2 separate regions of the Homo sapiens genome follow, and region 2 is linked to region 1. A link is an interaction called in ENCODE POLR2A ChIA-PET data of the cell type or tissue named here. Cell type or tissue: K562. All regions are shown on one strand. Links, peaks and the distances in the headings refer to the core of each region. The heading gives the core; the rest is flanking DNA. Region 1 holds the start of LOC105373854 (a long non-coding RNA gene). Region 2 overlaps PLEKHM3 (pleckstrin homology domain containing M3).

The links. Peaks named below come from ENCODE experiments on the same cell type or tissue, not always from the same donor. Only the 100,000 strongest peaks of a DNase experiment are listed, where the experiment ranks them.
Region 2: POLR2A ChIA-PET joins it to region 1 with 5 read pairs; 3 of 35 experiments call an interaction of 5 or more read pairs at or near these places.

Annotation. Positions count from the first base shown.
Region 1 is chr2:208,059,407-208,069,588 of GRCh38, forward strand. It overlaps LOC105373854 (a long non-coding RNA gene), which reads left to right and starts at 5,297. Exons shown (of 4, transcript XR_923815.3): 1 at 5,297-5,384; 2 at 10,125-10,182. RefSeq lists an enhancer at 5,324-5,373. In K562, for the core only: no CTCF peak of the experiment used is centred there; a DNase peak (open chromatin) is centred at 5,255.
Region 2 is chr2:207,954,587-207,964,768 of GRCh38, forward strand. The region is part of intron 3 of PLEKHM3 (pleckstrin homology domain containing M3); the gene reads right to left. Among named protein-coding and RNA genes, the nearest start is that of PLEKHM3, 66 kb to the right of the region's middle. In K562, for the core only: no CTCF peak of the experiment used is centred there; a DNase peak (open chromatin) is centred at 5,745.

The DNA.
Region 1 (10,182 bases), core at 4,024-6,523:
CCCTTTATGGTCTCATTGAGGTATGTGTTTGCTCTTAAAGACTTTTCACAATTTCACAAGCAAAACTCAAATGATCCATTATATCTAAGAAGTCAAGGCAAACCCTCTGGGAATAAAGAGCTGCCTAGGAATAATAGTAGGGCTACCTTATGAGACATGGTGAAAGTCCTGGGCACAGTGTCTTGTGGATGGCAGATGCTGAAAAAAGGTCCCATGTTTCCAATGCAGAGATCACAATAGGGCCTGGTTATGCCTTTGAGGCCTCAGCCCATGAGGCCCACCAGGTAACCAAAGCACTGTGATCGTGCACCATCAGCCTGAATAGAGCCACTTGCAAGTTATAACTTTATCTCTGCTCCTGATTATGTGAAAAACGGCAAACAACTTTGTTTAACCTCCACTTACTTTTTTCCCCTCCTTGACTATAGTTGAAATCAGCTGTATTAGGCCATTCTTGCATTGCTATAAAGAAATACCTGAGACTGGGTAATTTATAAAGGAAAGAGATTTAATTGGCTCATATTCCTGCAGGCTATACAGGAGGCATGGTGCTGGCATCTGCTTGGCTTCTGGTGAATCCTCAGGGAGCTTTTATTCATGGTGGAAGGTGAAGTGGGAGCTGGCACTTCACACGGCAAAAGCAAGAGCAAGAGAGAGAGAGTGAAGGTGGGGGTACCACACACTTTTAAATTACCAGATCTCATGAGAACTCACTCACTATCTCCAGGACAGGTCCAAGCCATGAGAAATCTGCCCCCATGACCTTAACACCTCCCATCAGGACCCATCTCCAACACTGGGGATTACATTTCAACATGAGGTTTGGGCAAGGACATGTATCTAGATTATATCATCAACTAGATCCAAACAGCTTTTGCTATCAATGACAATATTTATTTAATCCCTCCCCCCTTTTTCTTTTGAGACAGGGTCTCGCTCTGTCATCCAGGCTGGAGTGCAGTGGCGTGATCACAGCTCACTGCAACCTTTGCTTCCCAGACTCAAGCAATTCTCTAGCCTCAGCCTCCCAAGTAGCTGGGACTACAGGTGTGAGCCACCATGCTTGGCTGATTTGTGTGTTTGTCTGTGTGTGTGTAAATGGGGTTTCACTATGTTGACCAGGCTCGAACTCCTGAACTCAAAGCAATCTGCCTACTTTGGCCTCCCAAAGTGCTGGGATTACAGGCGTGAGCCACTCCACCCAGACTATTTAATCCTTTTTGTTTGTTTGTTTGAGACAGAGTTTCGCTCTTGTTGCCCAGGCTGGAGTGCAATGGCATGGTCTCGACTCACTGCAACCTCCGCCTCCCGGGTTCAAGCGATTCTCCTGCCTCGGCCTCCCGAGTAGCTTACAGGCGTGCATCACCATGCCTGGCTAATTTTGTATTTTTAGTAGAGTCGGGGTTTCTCCATGTTGGTCAAGCTGGTCTCAAACTCCCAACCTCAGGTGATCTGCCCGCCTTGGCCTCCCAAAGTGCTGGGATTACAGGCGTGAGACACCTCACCCGGCCTTATTTAATCCTTTTTATAGAAGGATAATGCTTGAGACCTTCAGAAATGATCAAATGATGATTTGCCATATCTTCTTTCACATTTAGGTTAAACACTGTCCTGGGAACAACTCTAATTGGGGATGAAAGAAGAATAGAAAAGGACAATATAACTTATGCTAGGTTATTAAAACTTAGTGGGAAGTAACCAAGTATCTTGAATAATGTGTCTAAAATAGATCTCTATGGTTTTGCCCCAAACCTGCTCCTTCTCCAATAGTCACCTCTTTTTAATACATGGTACTGGTATTCGCCCAGTTACTCAAACCAAAAACTAGAGAGCCACCCTGGGCTCTTCCTCTCCCTCCACTCCCAAATTCAGTCCATCTGTAAGTCCTGTTAGTTTGTCTTCCAAAAAAATTCCCACATTCTTCCACTTTGCTTCTTTTTTTGTCCTCTGTGGTCCCCTGGTCCAAGCCCCTGTCATCTGTCACATGATCAGCACAGTGACTTCTGACCAGCCTCCCCCTTTCCCCCTCACTACAGTCCATTTTCTCCATGGCAGCCAAATTTAAAGATCACACGTGTCATACCCCTGCAAAAAAGCATCCTTTCTCGCAGAACAAAATCCAAACTCCTTTTGGGGAACCTGGAGTACCTACTTGCTCTAGGCACTGTGCACCTGAAGCCCTTTTTCTCCCTGTCTCTCCCTTGCTTTCTCTTCTGGCTGTGTGGCCCCCGGGCTCTGCAGATGCTCCTTGTGCATGGCAGGGTCTTCTCCAAGGACCTTCATGTGATTCCCCCATTCACATCATTCAAGTCTGCCCGAATTCTTTCTCCCCAGCAAGGCTTTCCCTCACTGTCCTATCCAAAAGGGCACCTTGCCCTTCATCTCCTTTCCCTGCCTTCTTCTTCCATACAGACCTCCTCACCCTGCAATTATGTTGTATCGTTCAACTTGTTTGTTTCTGCCTGAACTGTCTCTGTCTCTAGAATGGAATCTCCTCAAGCAGGGATGTGGTCTTTCTTGTAATCCACTAAGAGTTCAGCTCCAAGAGCAATTCTTCACATACGGAAGGTACTCAAGGAATATTTATAGAATAAATGAATGGTCTCATCTTAATCTTTTCTTCTCCTATGAGAGAGAACATTTTGGGAGTGAGGATCAATGTTAGACGTGATTAAGAGCCCTAGAGAATAAGAAGTTATAATAACATGCAGCAGATGCAAGAAAAAGCAAATTGCATTTTTGCCATGGATTGCTGTGGATATATCCAAGTGCTGCACATAGATATTTGGGCTGTAGATTTATGTGGCGTAGAGAGATGCTCACCCCAAAAGACACTGCACTAAATGCTGTGCAGGCTCACTATAATCAGTAAGTGCTTATCGCCCCCTTCAGGTGCTTATCTTCTTGAGAACAGAGACAGTGACTCATGTTATATTTTATTATAGTAATTTGCAAATAGCAGGTAATACATAAATATTTGCTAAATTGAATGACATTGATCCTTTCCACATCTGGAATGAATTTTTAGGTTCTGGTGTGCGTGTGTGTGTGTGTGCGTGTGTGTGTGTGTGTTTACATTCAAAATATCTATTTTGAAGTGATCAGATCTGGGGGCCTTGTTACTTCTTCCTAAGTCGATTTATCACAATTCCAATGAAAATACCACCAAACTTTCCTATGGAGCCAAACAAATTAATACTAAAGTTTATATTTTAAAAATAAGCAAGAATAGTCGAGAAACCAATAAAAAAGAAAAACTTTTAGCAGGGAGTAGCCTGCCACATATTAAAATATTCTATAAAGCCCCTAATAATTAAAACATTTCCTGTTCTTGGATAGGATGACTAAGCAGCACAAAGATGTCAGTTGTCCAAGTCAATTTATTAACGATCATAATCCCAATAAAAATAGCAGCTAGCTTTTTAAATGAAGCCATACAAGTTGATACTAAAGTTTATATGGAGAAACATGTAAAAATAGCCAGGGAAACATTTAAAAACACACAAAACTTTGAAGTAGACTAACAGATATTAAAACACACTATAAAGCCTTTTATAATTAACACACAGTGGTACTGTCCCATGACTAGACAAGTAGACTAATGCAGCAGAATAAAAAGTCCAGAAATAGAAAGAAACACATATGGTAATTGACTATATGAAGAACTGGCATCTCAAACCATTGGGTCAAAGATAAACTTTTGTTATTATTTTTTAAAATCTACCAGTTATCCTCAAGTTCTACAAAGATAAGCTTTTAAATAAACGGTTCTGGGACAGATGGTACATTTGGAAAAAGATAAAATTAAATTCATACGTCACACCATATTGAAGAATAAATTCAAAGTAGGAATCTAAATGTAAAATACAAAATCACACAAGTGCTAGAAGAAAACATGGGTGAATTCTTCTTTAACCTTGATATAGAGAAAGCCTCAAAATCTAGAGGCAATAAAAGAAAATGTTAATAAATTTGACTACATTAAAAATAAAAATAATTTTTTGGGGGCATGGCTAAATACCCCACTGTAAACAAAGTCAAAAAACAATGAGCACAAGCCAGGCATGGTGGCTCATGCCTGTAACCCCAGCACTTTGGGAGGCCAAGGCAGGCAGATCACTTGAGGTCAGGAGTTCGAGACCAGCCTGGCCAACATGGTGAAACCTCATCTCTACTAAAAATACAAAACATTAGCTGGGCGTTGTGGCAGGTGCCTGTAATCCCAGCTACTGTAATCCCAGCTGAGGCAGGAGAATTGCTTGAATCCGGGAGGCGGAGGTTGCAGTGAACCGAGATCTCACCACTGCACTCCAGCCTGGGTGACAGAGTAAGACTCTATCTCAAAATTTAAAAATGAAAAAAAATCAGCTGGGCATGGCAGTGCGTGCCTTTAGTCCCAGCTACTGGGGTGGCTGAGGTGGGAGGATTGCTTGAGCCCAGGAGGTTGAGTTTGCAGTGAACTGTGATTGTGCCACTGCACTCCAGTCTGGACAACAGAATGAGACCCTGTTTCCCACAAAAAGAAAAATAAAACACAATAAGCAGTGAGCTGTATTACAGATAAAAGTATAATATTCTTAATATGTAAAGAACTCTAAATAAATGGAAGGACAAAGGATCAAAAGCCTGATTTAAAAAATGGGAAAACTACATTAATACACAATTCTGATAAGAAAAAGGCTGATTATGCCTGTAATCTCAGCACTTTGGGAGGCCGAGGTGGGTGGATCACTTGAGCTCAGGAGTCTGAGACCAACCTAGGCAATATGGCGATAACCCCATCTCTACAAAAAATACAAAAATTAGCCTGATGTGGTGGCACACACCTGTGGTCCCAGCTACTCAGGAGGCTGTGGTGGGAGAATCGCTTGAACCAGGGAGGCAGAAGCTGCAGTGAGCTGAGATTGCACCATTGCACTCCAGCCTGGGCAACACAACCAGACCCTGACTTAAAAAAAAAAAAAAAAAAAAAAAAAGTAGGGAGAGTTTTAAAGTGTTAGTTATATCAGAAGTAGACCGTCTGTATCCGTCTCTGTCGGTGAACAGAAGACCCAAATAGAATAATTTAGAGGAATTTAATAAAGAATCAGGTTTAAGGGAACCTCACAAAGAATGGTGCAGTATCCTGAAGTTAGCAAGAACCAGGAAGATATTATTGGTCTAGGCCTGAACTAATTGACAGAGAATATGGTGTAGCTAAATGGAGAATGCTGCCTGGAGAGCCAGAAAGCCAAACCACAATGACTCAGCTGGGATGAAGCTGGGGAATAAAACCAGCACTCTCACGCTCCCTTACCTCCTCCATGGAACTTCTGTTGTCATCCAGTGGCTGAAATCAACTGGAAGCCTACAGGGAAAGACCTGCCTCCTGGGACACAGAGCAGGTGAGGAAGGGACAAAGCATTACCCTAGAGAGATGAATGAAAACTATTCTGCACACCAACTCTTTCAAACGGTGTGCTTCATATGCGGAACTGAGAGTCTCAGAATGATCACAAGACACCACCGTGTAGAAGATAGGAACTTGAGGATGCCCCCTTTTAAGAGTGGGTTTGGGCAGGAGTTAAATAATATCTGAATTGGCCAGGCACAGTGGCTCATGCCTGTAATCCCAGCACTTAGGGAACCCAAGGCTGGAGGATCGCTTGAGGCCAGGAGTTCAAGATCAGCCTGGGCAACATAGCAAGACCCTCTCTCAATAATAATAATAATAATAATAATAATAATAATAATAATGTTTTGGCTAGGCATGGTGGCTCACCTCTGTAATCCCAGCACTTTGGGAGGCTGAGGCGGGTGGATCACAAGGTCAGAAATTCAAAACCAGCCTGGCCAAGATGGTGAAACCCCGTCTCTACTAAAACTACAATAATTAGTCAGGCACAGTGGCAGGTGCCTGTAATCCCAGCTACTTGGGAGGCTGAGGCAGGAGAATCGCTTGAACCTGGGTAGCAGAGGTTGCAGTGAGCTGAGATCGTGCCACTGCACTCCACCCTGGGCAACAAAGTGAGACTCCCTCTCAGTAATAATAATAATAATAATAATAATAATAATAATAATAATAAAGTTTTATAATCTTTGTTATCACAAAGCTTTACCATATTATTTTACCATATTATTATAACCATAGTAAAATAGGTGAATAATAATAGGTGAAAGACAACTATACCTTCTTTGACACTGCTCCCATTGAGAAATGGGACCTATGTCTCCTCCCCTCGAGTCTGACTGCTTTGACCAGTAGAATATCCGGGGAGTGGCACTGTACTGGTTTCCAAGCTTGGCTTTAAGAGACTGGCAGCTTCCATTTCCTGTCTCTTAGGACATTGATTGGAGCCCCGAGCTTCCCTGTGAGAGTCTGACTACCCAGAGGCTGCCATCGAATAAGGAAGCCTAAGGTGGCTGCAGGAAGAAACTGTGGAAAGGCGGGTGGGGAGGGACAGACAGACAGAGGGAGAAAGAGAAACAGATGCCCAGCCAACCCCTGGTTGTTCTGGTCCCCCCGCTATTCCAGTCTTGCAGCTGAGGCCTCAGGCATTCTGGAGCAGAAATGAGCTGTCCCTTGCTGTGCCCTGTTTGAAGATAGTCATGATAAATGGTTGTTTCAAGCCACTACAGTATTGTGCAGTAATAATAGATACTTGGGCAGAATTTGGTACTTGGAAGTGGGGTGCTATCATAACGAATACCCAAACCATATGGCACTGGCTTTGGGACAGAGTGTCAGGGAGAAGCAGAAAAAGCCAGGAGGAGACTATGGGTGAGGGTGTGAAAGACTGAGCAAAGTATTTATAGGGGCTGGAAAACAGAGGACTCTTTATGTAGCGACAGAAAGTGTGAGGACACTGTCGCCTATGGGAACGTGGAAAACAGAAAGAGTGCTTAACAGCTTGTGGGGTTGGCTAGAGAGATGTCCAAGCAGAATGTAGAAGGTGCCAACTGGCTTTTTTCAGTTGCCTATGACAAAATATGAGACAGGAGAGATGATCTAAAGAAAAATTGTGGGCTCGGTGCAGTGGCTCATGCCTCTAATCCCAGCACTTTGGGAGGCCGAGGCAGGAGGATCACGAGATCAGGAGTTCAAGACCAGCCTGGCCAATGTGGTGAAACCCTGTCTCTACTAAAAATATAAAAAATTAGCAGGGTGTGGTGGTGCACGCCTGTAAATCCAGCTACTTGGGAGGCTGAGGCAGTAGAATCACTTGAACCCGGGAGGCGGAGGTTGCAGTGAACTGAGATCACGCCACTGCACTCCAGCCTGGGCGACAGGGTGAGACTCTGTCTCAAAAAAAAAAAAAAAAAAGAAAAAAAGAAAGAAAAAAGAAAAATTGTTCAAGTTCTTAGCAAAAATGGAAAAGTACAAATATTGGGTTATAAAATAAAACTGTTGCTTATCCCTGGTCTTTTCCATTAAAAGATTCCCAAATAATAAATATCTCTAGGGCCTAAGATCAAATCCAGAATAAGATGCTTTGTCAGAAAAATTTAAGGGCAGGCCTAGTAGTATGTCTAAGAATCTCAAGGATGTGCCTCATAGACCATCTCAGTAAACAATAGAACTTTTAAGACTCCTAAAGGTGTTGTCTCACAGGAACCTCAAAGGAGATCCAGGTATTTCTAATGAGTAAAATGGGCACATTTGCATCTTCTTGACAGGATTGCTGTGACTATTAAACAAAATAATACCCATTCATTCTAAATATATGCTGATGTCTACTCTATCCCAGGCACTGTACTAGTGTTTGATAATTTCTAAGAGTTATTAATCTGCAGGATTCTGGAACAAAAAACTAGAATTCTTGAGAATTCTTGGTGATCCTCAAAATCATAAGTTATCTACATTTCCCCATAACATCTTCTTGGTATGTTTTTAAAAACAATGACTGACTACACTAGTAAATAGCGGACCATTTTTCTGTGATGGGATTATACAAAAAGTTTCTAAAGCTTTCTGCAACCAAAACAAACAAGAAATCCCCCCAGACAGTGATAATAAATGCATGGGTTATATGGTTTATTATTATTATGGACATATATATTGAGACAAGATTACACTACATTTCAATGACCCATAAAAATAATTTCTACCTGAGTTAGACAATAGAATATATTAAAAGAAGGGAACATTAACACACAATAATGCCAAATAAAATGATTCAAACAATTGAAAGATAATACTGCAAACATTTACATTTTAAAAGTTATTCTTTTTTGGAGACGGAGTCTTGCTCTGTCACCCAGGTTGGAGTGCAGTGGTGCAATCTCGGCTTACTGCAACCTCCGCCTCCCAGGTTCAAGCAATTCTCCTACCTCAGCCTCCCGAATAGCTGAGATTACAGGCTCATGCCACTGCGCCCGGCTAATTTTTGTATTTTTAGTAGAGACAGGGTTTCACCATGCTGCCCAGGCTGGTCTCAAACTCCTGAACTCATGATCTGCCCGCCTTGGCTTCTCAAAGAGCTGGGATTACAGGCGTGGGCCATTGCGCCCGGCCAAAAGTTATTCTTAAAATGAAATTGAAAAACACATAAAGCATGAATTGCCCTGAATGTCTTGGTCCTTGTTTCCTGACAAATATTCCAGGTGTAGAATGTTTTTTCATCCTCTGTTAATGTTAATTTATTATTACTAAGAATGTGTCTACAAGCTTCTTCGAATTGAGCATTAGGGTACGTGTTGGTTATTATAAACTCATTCACTTTTCTTAATGATGAAAATAATTGTCTTCTTTCACTGGTTTTGATTTTTTTCCTTGAAGTCTATGTTATTTTCGCTAATTCAGATTTTAGATGTTTCTGACTTCGTGATGGAATAGTTCCCAACAATATTCACTCTTCTTTGCATTGCTTCTGATAAAGCATATTTTCCTCCACAAAAGTCTTTCCTTAATGATTTTGCTAATTGAGCCATTTCATTTTTGTTTGCTGAAGCAAAAAGAGTTGTCAACCTCATATAAACTAACTGCTGAAATATTTTAATGAGAAATATGAGATCTTTTTTCTGCATTAAATAATTCAATTCTAACTTCTTTTAAAAGCATACTACTCAAAGCACAAGTCTGTTTTCGATTAGAAGATTTGCATCATGATTACTTAATGCTTCAACTACTAATCAAACAAGTTTTAAGCAAGTTATTGTCTCTCTCACAATTTGACAATATTCCATTTTCTCTCTCCTTTCTTCCTGCCCCCCCTACTTCCTCCCTTCCTTTTTTTTTTTTTTTAGACAGAGTCTCACTCTTGTCGCCCAGGCTGGAGTGCAATGGCGTGATCTCAGCTCATTGCAAACTCCGCCTCCTGGGCTCAAGCAATTCTCCTGCCTCAGCCTCCCAAGTAGCTGGGATTACAGGCATCCACCACCATGCCCAGCTAATTTTTGTATTTTTAGTAAAGACAGGGTTTCACCATGTTGGTCAGGCTGATCTCGAACTCCTGACCTCAGGTAATCTGCCCGCCTTGGCCTCCCAAAGTGCTGGGATTACAGGCATGAGCCACCGTGCCTGGCCCCCTTTCTTCTTTTTTTAAGACAAGGTCTTACTGTGTTACCCAGGCTGGAGTGCAGTGGCACGATCATAGCTCACTGCAAGCCTTAACACCTGGGCTCAAGTGATCCTTCTGGCTCAGCCTCTTGAGTAGCTGGGACTACAGGTGTGCACCACTACACTCAGCTATTTTTTTATTTTTAGCAGAGACAGGGGCTCGCTATGCTGCCCAGGCTGGTCTCAAATTTCTGAGCTCAAGTTATCCTTCCATCTTGGCCTCCCAAAGTGCTGGGATTACAGGTGTGAGCTGCTGTGCCCGGCCTGTGTTTTTTTTCTTTCTTTATGCAAGAGAGAATTTCTTATTGGAGAAAATGTAAACAGTTTTACAACTTTCCTTTTTCTAAAAATTGCCAGAAAGACACGACCTTGTGGATTATACTGACTGGCTCCAGCCACATCATCTGAATCAGAGTAATTGCTTTCATCTGTGTCATAGACAGACTACACTGTGTTCACCTCCTCTGCCAGTTGTTTCTGATGCTGTAACCTCCAGTTTTTGAGTAAAACACTTTTGTTACAGCAAGAAGGAACACATTTGCTGAAAACTTTCCAAATTTTTTCGTTACTGCTGCACCATCACTAGCTGTTGATATCGATGGAATTCCTGACCAGTAACATTTCCATGAAGATCATTACAATTT
Region 2 (10,182 bases), core at 4,713-7,212, 100 kb before region 1:
AAAAAATAAAATCAATTCAGATTAGAAACTCCAATCTGAATACTAATTGGTTTAAAATGTAAAGCAATTCTATAAGCTATTAAGAGTTATTTGGGTTTTCCCCCTCTGAATATTTAAATAGCTAAGTCAGCTTTGACATGTAGGACCTACGTTGTGTTAACAGTGCTAGAGGTACTATATTTAAATAAGAAATGAAGTGAAAATCACATGTCAAGTAATTACTGCTGACTGAAAATATAAACTTGCTAAACTCTACAATGTTTATTTAATCTCATGGAATGTTGTTATTAAGATTATAAATCGTGTGAAATAAATTAATAAATACCAAGTAGATTCCAACTCAAGTTGAGAAGTGTCAAGATTTATTGGTCTTTCAGGTAAACAATGATTGAGAACCTAAAGTCAATATTTAGTCAAAATTTATCTTGAAAGGCAATAAATCTTGATTTTTGCTAAAGCACGTAAGTAAATATGTACACCATTTTAGAGAATCTGACTGCTTTCTATGAAATATCTACCCCAAAAGTTGTAAGTATAATGATCTGTAATACAGATTTTCACTTCCGAAGACATGACTTGAGTTGTTGAGTTACTTTTAATTTTTCTTAGGATAAGATGCTTCAATAGTGCTTTTATTGGTGTAAGATAAGTTTAATATTAATAATAAAATCTTACAAATTCAGCTTCTAGTATATTGAAATCAGTCTAAACTTAGTATTTTTTTCATCCTGTTTTTTTCCTAACAGTCTATGACTAGACTTTCTCATTTACTTCTATGTTCTTTCCCCAAAGTCTTTCAAGAAAATGGTAAGCAATTTAAAAATAAAAATAAATAAATAAGAACTAAGCAAATGGATAAACACATTATAAGCAAACACCTTATGTAAGACAGGCTTACTATAAGCCAGGCACTGTCATAACTACTTTACATACACACAAACGAACATATGTAAATACATGTGTATGTCTCTGTTCATTTAATCCTCATACCAATTCTATGAGGTAGGTATTATGCCCATTTTACAGAATAAGAAACTGAGGCAGAAGATGAAAAAGTAATTCTGTCCACTGTTGTACAGCTGCTTAAAAGGCAGAGCCTAATAAAAGTGGCAATGTGGCATTTTCAGGTAGTTATCTCCTTTTGTAAGACATTAGAAAAACTGTCCCCTGCAGATGACAAAACAAGGACAAAAACTATGAATCAATTTACATAAAAGAACATAATTTAGCTCATCAATGAATATAGCCTGGGACATCACAGGCATTAGCATCACCTCTGAAGATGAAGGGTGAGGGGAAGAAGAATACAAATCTATAAAGTAAACAGCAGAAGATAAGAGATGAGGAAAGGAGGAAGCAATCACTATTGTGGAGATCGAGGAAGGCTGTGTCGACACAGGGGCATTTGAGCTGGGTCTTGAAGAAGAGAAGAGATTTTGGAAAAGGAACGTTCATTCATAAAGGCTCAAGTCAGAAAAATGGAAGCACCTTTGGAAACACTGGATATTCTAGTTGTCTGAGGCTCATTGTAAATAGAGGAGTATGAAGAAAAGAGCTTGGAATGATAAAGTGAAGCTAGAACATAAGAATCCTGAGTGCTCAGAGTGAGAAGTCCTAATTAATAAGATATAGCACTTTGGGAGGCTAAGGCAGGCAGATCACGAGGTCAGGAGTTTGAGACCAGCCTGGCCAACATGGTGAAACCCCATCTATACTACAAATACACACAAAAAAAAATTAGCCGGGCGTGGTGGTGGGTGCCTGTAGTCCCAGCTGCTTGGGAGGCTGAGGCAGGAGAATCACCTGAACCCAGGAGGCGGAGGTTGCAGTGAGCCAAGATTGAACCATTGCACTCCAGCTTGGGCAACGGTATGAGACTCCATCTCAAAAAAAATAAAAAAAGATATAGGAACAACCAGAGTTTGAAGCAGAGTAGCAAAGTAAACTTAAAAAAAAAATTTTTTTTTTTAAATTTTGGAGACAAGGTTTTACTCTGTCACCCAGCCTGGAGTACAGTAGTACAATCATGGCTCATTGCAGCCTCAACCCCCTGGGCTCAAGTGATCCTCCCACCTCAGCCTCCTGGGTATCAAAGGTTACAGGTGCATGCCACCACACCTGGCTGATTAAAATTTTTTTTTTTTTTTTTTTTTTTTTTTTGCAGAGACCCAGGGGTCTTGCTATGTTGTGCAAGGCTGGTGTTGAACTCCTTTCCTTAAGCTATCCTCCCGCCCTGGCCTCCCAAAGTGCTGGAATTACAGGCATGAGCTACCATGCCCAGCTGCAATGTACGCTTTGAAAAGATTAATTAGCAAGAAAAGCTGGAAGGGGAGGGAACTAGTTGATAAGTTACTGCACCAGTTTGACTTGATTAGGTGGTGGTCTTGGAAACAGGAAGAAAGAAAGAGAAGGAGATAGCATGGGGACAAAATGCAGATGATCTGGCAACTGACAGACGTTGGGGGCATGCAAAGGGACTGTTAAAGATGCTCATGATGTTTCAAGCCTGTGACTCATGTGAGAAATCCATCAATTAGAAGGAGCAGGTGGTTTGGGGGAGAAAATGCTATTTGAAGCATTTAATCCAAAAAACATAGTTCAAAAAATTTGAGCTACCAGATCTACTGATGCTTAAAGCTCAGGTGATTAAGAATAATCCCCCTTATTGTAAAAATCAGTTTGAATTGTATATTCTGTTAGTTGCTACTGAAAGCATTTGATATACTTGATATCAAATGATGGTTGGTGAAGGTCCTATTTTTATAACCTACTACTTTCACTTAAATTTACGTAAGATGCAGAGGTCTTAGATTATAAAACATTATGTGGTGGCTGGGCGCGGTGGCTCACGCCTGTAATCCCAGCACTTTGGGAGGCCGAGGCGGGTGGATCATTAGATCAGGAGTTCAAGACCAGCCTGGCCAACATGGCAAAACTTTGTCTCTACTAAAAATACTAAAAATTAGTTGGGTGTGGTGGCAGGAGCCTGTAATCTCAGCTGTTTGGGAGGCTGAGGCAGGAGAATTGCTTGAACCCAGGAGACGGAGGTTGCAGTGAGCCAAGAATGTGCCATTGCACTCCAGCCTAGGTGACAGAGCGAGACTCTGTCTCAAAAAACAAAACAAAAAAAAAGTATGTGGTATGAAATAATCAACATCTATTTCAGCAGAAGACATTAATTAATTTATAAAGAAGTGAGAAAAAGCTAGATGAAGAAAAGAAGACATCATTGTAGGCCTTGACCTTTGGTAGCACAGCGATTCTCAACCAAGGGAGATTGTTGTCCCAACAGGGGATATTTGTAATGTCTGCAGACATTTTTGGTAGGATGGGTGGGTAAGCTACTGATATCTTAAGGATGAAGGCAAGGAACATTGCTAACCATCCTACAATGCACAAGACATCCCTCCACAACAAAGAGGTATCTGGCCTAATATGTCAATAACGCCACTGTTGGAAAAACCCTATGACAACAGAAAGACAGGAGGGCAAAATAAGAGATGAATATGCTGATCTTACTTAATCACTTTTCTCTGCTAGCAATGGATATACCATCTATTACGGGAAGGAGGAAAAGCCCTTTCACCAGTTCTACTTTCTTACCTTAAAAAATTATTTATGCTGGTAGGTTAAATTAGTGTCATGAAAAAGAGGCACCATCATCTACTAGACTACCTGCTAGTAACATCTGCTCCAAGCTTGGCTCTTTTCTTCACAAATTAATCTTGGTGAAACACTGCTCACCAAGAACTCTTACTTGAAAAACAAGTGCATAAACAGGGCTCAGCTGAGCTGATGATTTCAGACATGAAAGCTGGTAGTGGTGGATGGAAAGAATGCTTCTTGTCATAGTTGACCTCCCTCTTTCTCTATCAGTTCTATTTTCAACATGGGGCTACCAGGATTCTCTATATATTCTCCTGCAATCTCAGACAGGAAAGGAAGGTCAATCTCACCATCCTTGAAACAAGACAAATGCTGGGCTGGGCTACTTGAAGCACTGAGAGCTTCAGGGGAAGATGTCTAATTAAATAAACTCTTGACTGGATGTGGTGGCTCACGCCTATAATCCCAGCACTTTGGGAGGCCGAGGTGGGCGGACCACCTAAGGTCCGGAGTTCGACAGCAGCCTGACCAACATGATGAAATCCCGTCTCTACTAAAAATACAAAAATTAGCCAGGCATGGTGGCACACGCCTATAATCCCAGCCACTTGGGAGGCTGAGGCAGGAAAATCGTTTGAGCCCATGAGGCAGAGGCTGCAGTGAGCTGAGATTGCACCACTGCACTTCAGCCTGGGCAACAGAGTGAGTGAGACTCCATCTCAAAAATAATAATAATAATAATAAAATAAAATAAACTATCTTACTGGAATGTTTCTCTGAACCAGTGCCAAGCCATATTAGAACCCGAGACAAAAGGAGAAATCAGGAATTCTAATCCTGTCTCTAGTTAAGCTTTTATATTTTGTTCATCATGGACTTTTTACATTAATTTTGATTTTTAAAGAATATCATATTAACATATTTTTAAAATCTTTATTACAAAGGGTTTTTCAGCACTTCCTTAAATTCTGTACCCAAAGCACATGCCTCTCTCACCTTACCCTAGTCCCAGTCCTGTTCTGAACACTTTTGCCTCACAGAGAATCCAATGTATGCTGCACTTAACATTTTCTACAGTGATTTCCCCTGGTATTTAGCATTATATTAAACCACTACTAACTCTCTTTTTGTGATTCCCCAGTTACATCTCTCTTTTATGATTGCTTCAAAAGGCCAAGAACCTCCTATTGGCTTAGAGGTTCAGATTATTTTGGGGGGTTACCTGAAAAGCAACCTGTCTTTTCTTACTGTTTCTGGAACTAACATTTTCTCCCAGCTTGGATTTATTTAGAAGTCGCTTCTTACATCAGTCTCCTCCACTCTGTAGCTTCTATCACATACAGTGTCCTACCAGGGTCCCCTCTGACTTCTCTTTCATGCCACTCCCCATTCCTAATGCCTGCTTCTCTTTCCTCATATTTTAGGAGAGTCTCATCTCTTTGAACTTTACAGTATCCTGAAAACAAAACCTGTCCTCTCCTTTGCTAAAACCTCCTAAAAAACCCTGACAGCATTTCTTAGAGTAATTCTACTTGAGCCATTTTGGTAATGATAACAATTTGATAAAATTAAAGTCATAAGAGTGGATCCGAGTAGTGCTAGGAACAGTCTCAAAGTGAAAAAGATTACTTTCATCAGCTTCCTTTAAATCCATGCTTGAATTTCTTCGTTTTCACCCCAACCAAATTATTTATGTTGTACAAGATTTAGGGACTGTCTTGGTGTATTTTCTCTTCCTTTATTCTTTTCCCTTTCACCTTCTTTCCAGGCTTTTCTATCTTTTTAGAAGCACATGTTTGTGACTACCTCCAAAGCTAATCTTTTAACTATACATTTAGTATTTGCAATAAGCTATTTGTATCAGGTTATTTAGACTTACTAGGTAAGACACAAGTGGAAAACTCCTATTATCTGGAACTCCTGCTTCTGGGGAATTCCCTAGAGTGATATTCCTAGCTTCTCTCCCCATCCCTTATCCAGCCCTCCTCACAGATGGGGGAAATTAGGTATCTGACTGCTGAGTTAAGAAGAAGGACCCGGGCATGCTCAGCTTGGCCTTCAGGAAGCAGGTTTCTGTCTGCTATGATAAGAGGACATGATGGCCTTCAGGAAGCAGATTTCTGTCTGCTGTGGTAAGAGGACATCATGGCCTTCAGGAAGCAGGTTTCTGTCTGCTGTGATAAGAGGACATCACAGCCTTCAGGAAGCAGGTTTCTGTCTGCTGTGGTAAGAGGACATCATGCCCTTCAGGACTCCAGCTGTGGCCAGGTGAGTAAGTCCATCTAATTTAGGGGTCCACTCTATAATAATAAATGTGATCTGGAAGCAATATATGTGATATTTTAATCCCCATCTTCCTGCCTCTTGGCATAAGAAAGAAGAGGTATTATTCATTTATTAACCCTGTAAAACTCCTGCAAGGATGGTGGCCCACACAGACAGCATCTAATAATGGGAGTGGAGAGGAAAGGGAAAGGCACTCAGATGCATGTTGGTGGGTGACATTATTGAGAGATGAAGATCACACAGGAGAGTCGGGCTAAAGGGGCTGCCTGGAAACCTTTAGCATTATCAGGAAACTTTTACTCAAGTTAAAACTCCCTAGCCTAACAATGGATGAGAAACATCATTTTCCCAAAGGTTTTCCATCCATTATGAGGCCATAAGACGACTTCTCTTTATCTAAGAGATCATTTGGGGAGCCTCCCTGTAGTTTCTGGGGGAAAAAATTGCAGTGATGTACTAATTACTGAATTAGGATATGTCACTTTTGGTTCAACTGATATTTTCTAACATTTGAATTGTACATAGTCAAGACAGTTTAATCTTCCCTCAAAATAGTGTTGAAGAGGCTGACCCACAAGACTGTGAAAAGGCTGGCTCGGGGCCATATAATAAATCAGTGGCAGGACTATAAACAGAAGACCAAGCTCTTGTGCTCCTAATTTATTACTTATCCCACTGAGTGTGGATGCCTCCCAGCCACCACATCATGTGTGTCTATTATTTTGTCTGGTCTGGGGCTCAAGAAAAACATCTTTATTGATGAAGATGGAGAAGGAGACCAAGACTCAAACTAAGTCAATCCTCTGTGTCAGAGGTACAAGTCTGCTGATTTAAAAGAGAAGCAATTTTCAGCAAAGTTTTTGGTTCAGCCCTACATGATTTACTTCCTTTATAGAAAAAATATGGGTAAGGCACAGTCCTTGGTACACTGATATATACCTAGTTAGAATGTGATTTTTCAATCTTTTGGAAATTGATACAAACCCATATGTCTTAGGTTTTAGAATCCTAGTTTCCTTCTGGAAGTGGTATATGGTAAGTACGACATTTTTTTTCAGTTAAAGGTAATAAATAAAATCAATTCTGTGGTTGCTTTTATATCCATTTAAGAAAGAAACACCTTCTATTTTTAGCCAAGATTTAAGAAGGATATCTGGGTTAGATAGTGGAGATCACAGAGTCACTGAGTGTGCTTGCCCATCGTCCCACCACTCTGAGTTGCGGCTCTGAGAGGGCTGCAGACAAGCTGAGCAGTCCAGAGCTGGTCAGTTTCTCGTCTGCTTGGTCCCAGAAGCACCCAAAAAGATATCACCAGAAATCTCCCTTCCCCAGGTGGATGCTGTCAGTGTTGGAAGTAGCTGACTGGAAATGAGGGAACAGGGCAAGTAGGCCAAAGCTTCCTCATTCTGTGGGGGGAAATTACACACATCATTCATCCTCCTTTCATCCAGGTTCCATTTTTGCTGTGGAAATGTCCATTCAATGTCCTGGGCTACTGTATAACAATTTGTCTAGTCTTTGTCCCTGATCTCTGGCAGGGAGCTTCTAAAACCCTTGGAATTTCCCCAAGTGATATGAATATCTTTGTTATTCACGAGCCCCTAAGATCACACCTGAGTTTATGCTAATGGTGAGTCATAGTGGGCCACTAAATAGCCTCAGAATGGGGGGTGGTCAACAGAAAGACCAACCACATGATTAGAGGGTTGGGACTTTGAGCCAGCCTGACCTCCAGGAAGGGGAAGGAGGCTGGATATTAAGTTCAGTTGCATGGCCAATGATTCAATCCATCATACCTACATAATGAAGCCCCAGTAAAAACTCAGGACACTGAAGCTCAGAGGAGCTTCCTCATTGATGATCATAACAATTTGATGGGAAGGTGATGCAGCCTGATTCCACAGACAGAGGGCACAGAAGTGCTGCATTTATGGCCCTCCCACACCTTACCTTCTAGTCTCTTCATTTGGCTGTTCCTGGTTTTTATCGTTTATAATAAAACTGCAATTGTATGTATAGCATTTTCCTGAGTTCTATGAGTTGTTCTAACAAATTATCAAACCTGAGGCGGGGTAGGAACCCTCAAATTTGTAGCCAGTCAGTCACTGTGCAGGTGGCCTGGGAACCCCCTGAACTTGCACTGGCATCTGAAGTGGGAGCAGTCTTGTAGAGGGCTGAGCCTTTAATTTGTGAGGTCTGTGCTAATTCCGGGTGGTCAGTGACAGAACTGTATTGCAGTATCTAATTGGAGTTGAAACAGATTATGTGCAAATAAACCGTGCAAATAAACTGACAGTGCAGTGCCCAGAGCAGGGGATTGTACCTTATATCTGAGGAACCCAGTCCTGCAGAGAGGGTATTATGGTTAAGTAAGTTAGGAAATGTTGTATACTTTTCTCTCACATTAGTAGAATAAAGGCTCTAAGAGGTCCTATAGTCAAAAATTAAAAAAAAAAAAAAAAAGACGTGCCCGGAAACTTGCAAGATTATAATTGGTTTGCTAAATAGGGAACATGTTAACTGTATCTACAGATGACTCCAACCTTGGATTCCTAGAAAAGATGGTGAAAGTAGGAAACCTAATGGTGGGTGTTGGGATGGCAGTTCAAGCATTACAGTGGAGAGAATCTGATAGGTCCTAAGTCAGTGTGCCGGGATGGAGAGGGTGTTTTTGAGAAAGTAACATTTACGTTAGTGGCCTGAAGAATGAGCTGGGGGTCGTGCTGGGGATGGCAATACTCTGAGGAAGCAACTGCATATGCAAAGGCTCTAAGGTGGGTGAGCAGAAAGTGGTGCATCTGAGGAACAGAAGAAAGCCAGTGTGGCTGGAACAGTGTGTAAGGGAGAAAGTGGCAAGAAGGCCAGAGTTGAAACTGAGGAGGTGGGCAGGGTCATTAAGGATGCTGGTCTTCATTCCAAAAGAAGTGGGAAGACACTGAAGAATTGTAAAGAGAAGACTATCAGGGGTCAATCTGAATTTTAATAAGATCACGCTTGCTGCAGTTGAGACAAGATTTAGAAAAAGTCAGAATGAAAGCAGGAAAACTGGTTAGAAGGTCACTATAGTCATCTTGGTGAAAGATGACCCAGCAGCAAATAAAGTGAGGGAGGTAAAGGAGATCTCAAAACTCAAACACCAACTATGTTTACCAAGTATAAAATAAAAATTAGGCATGATATTAGGATGTATTAAAAAGGAAGCTGGAATGTAGGTAAAGAATTCGGGCTAACTCCTTCCTTTCTTTATACTAGCCACCAGGTAGACCCTGTTAGAACATCATTGACATTTCCAGAATGTAAAGAAAACATGGAAACCTGGAGATGTTTCAGCAGATTGATACCCCAATGGCTAACATATTGAACATATATAGAAGAAATAGTTAAAGGAAATGTGCCTATATAAACTAGAGAAAACTCAAGTATGGGTTGACTCATTCACTAAGAACATCCTGGCTGGGCATGGTGGCTCACGCCTATAATCCCAGCAGTTTGGGAGGCTGAGGCCGGCAGATCACCTGAGGTCCGGAGTTTGAGACCAGCCTGGCCAATATGGTGAAACCCCGTCTCTACTAAAAATACAAAAATTAGCCAGGCGTGGTGGCACATGCCTGTAGTCCCAGCTACTCAGGAGGCTGAGGCAGGAGAATCACTTGAACCCAGGAGGCGGAGGTTGCAGTGAGCTGAGATCACGCCACTGCACTCCAGCCTGGGTGACAGAGTGAGACTCCGTCTCAAAAAAAAAAAAAGAACCTCCTATGGGCTAAACCATTGTTTCTCAAACTTCGTATGCACTCAAATCAATAGGAAAGCTTGTTTAAAAATCCCAGAGATTCTGATTTCAACAGGTCTGGGGAAGGGTCCAGTCATCCCTACCCAAATCATACTCATGATTCTAATGCAAATGATACTCAAATCACACTTTGAGAGATCCTGGGGTAGACACACTGGTGCTGGGGCCCTGCCCTCACAAAAGTAAAACGCAAAGTCATAGGCCCATGACAGGATTCCATGAGAGTGGAGGGAGGGAGGCTGCAAAGGAGAAATGTTCGATTATATCTGGAGCATTAGAATTAGGGGTGGAGGGGAAGGCGGTCAATAAAGTCTTGCAAAAAAAGTCTTTAGGGGTGTAAAAGATTTTTCACACCCAGAAGTCTTCAACAAAGTACAATGCAGAACCATAACGAACATGGTCAAACATCAGCTGTCCTCCTGATCTCACTGCTTTTCAGGCTTGCTCCATTTTTCACCTGAAAAAAGGGAGGGAGTTTCACGCTCTTTGGGTTTTTATTA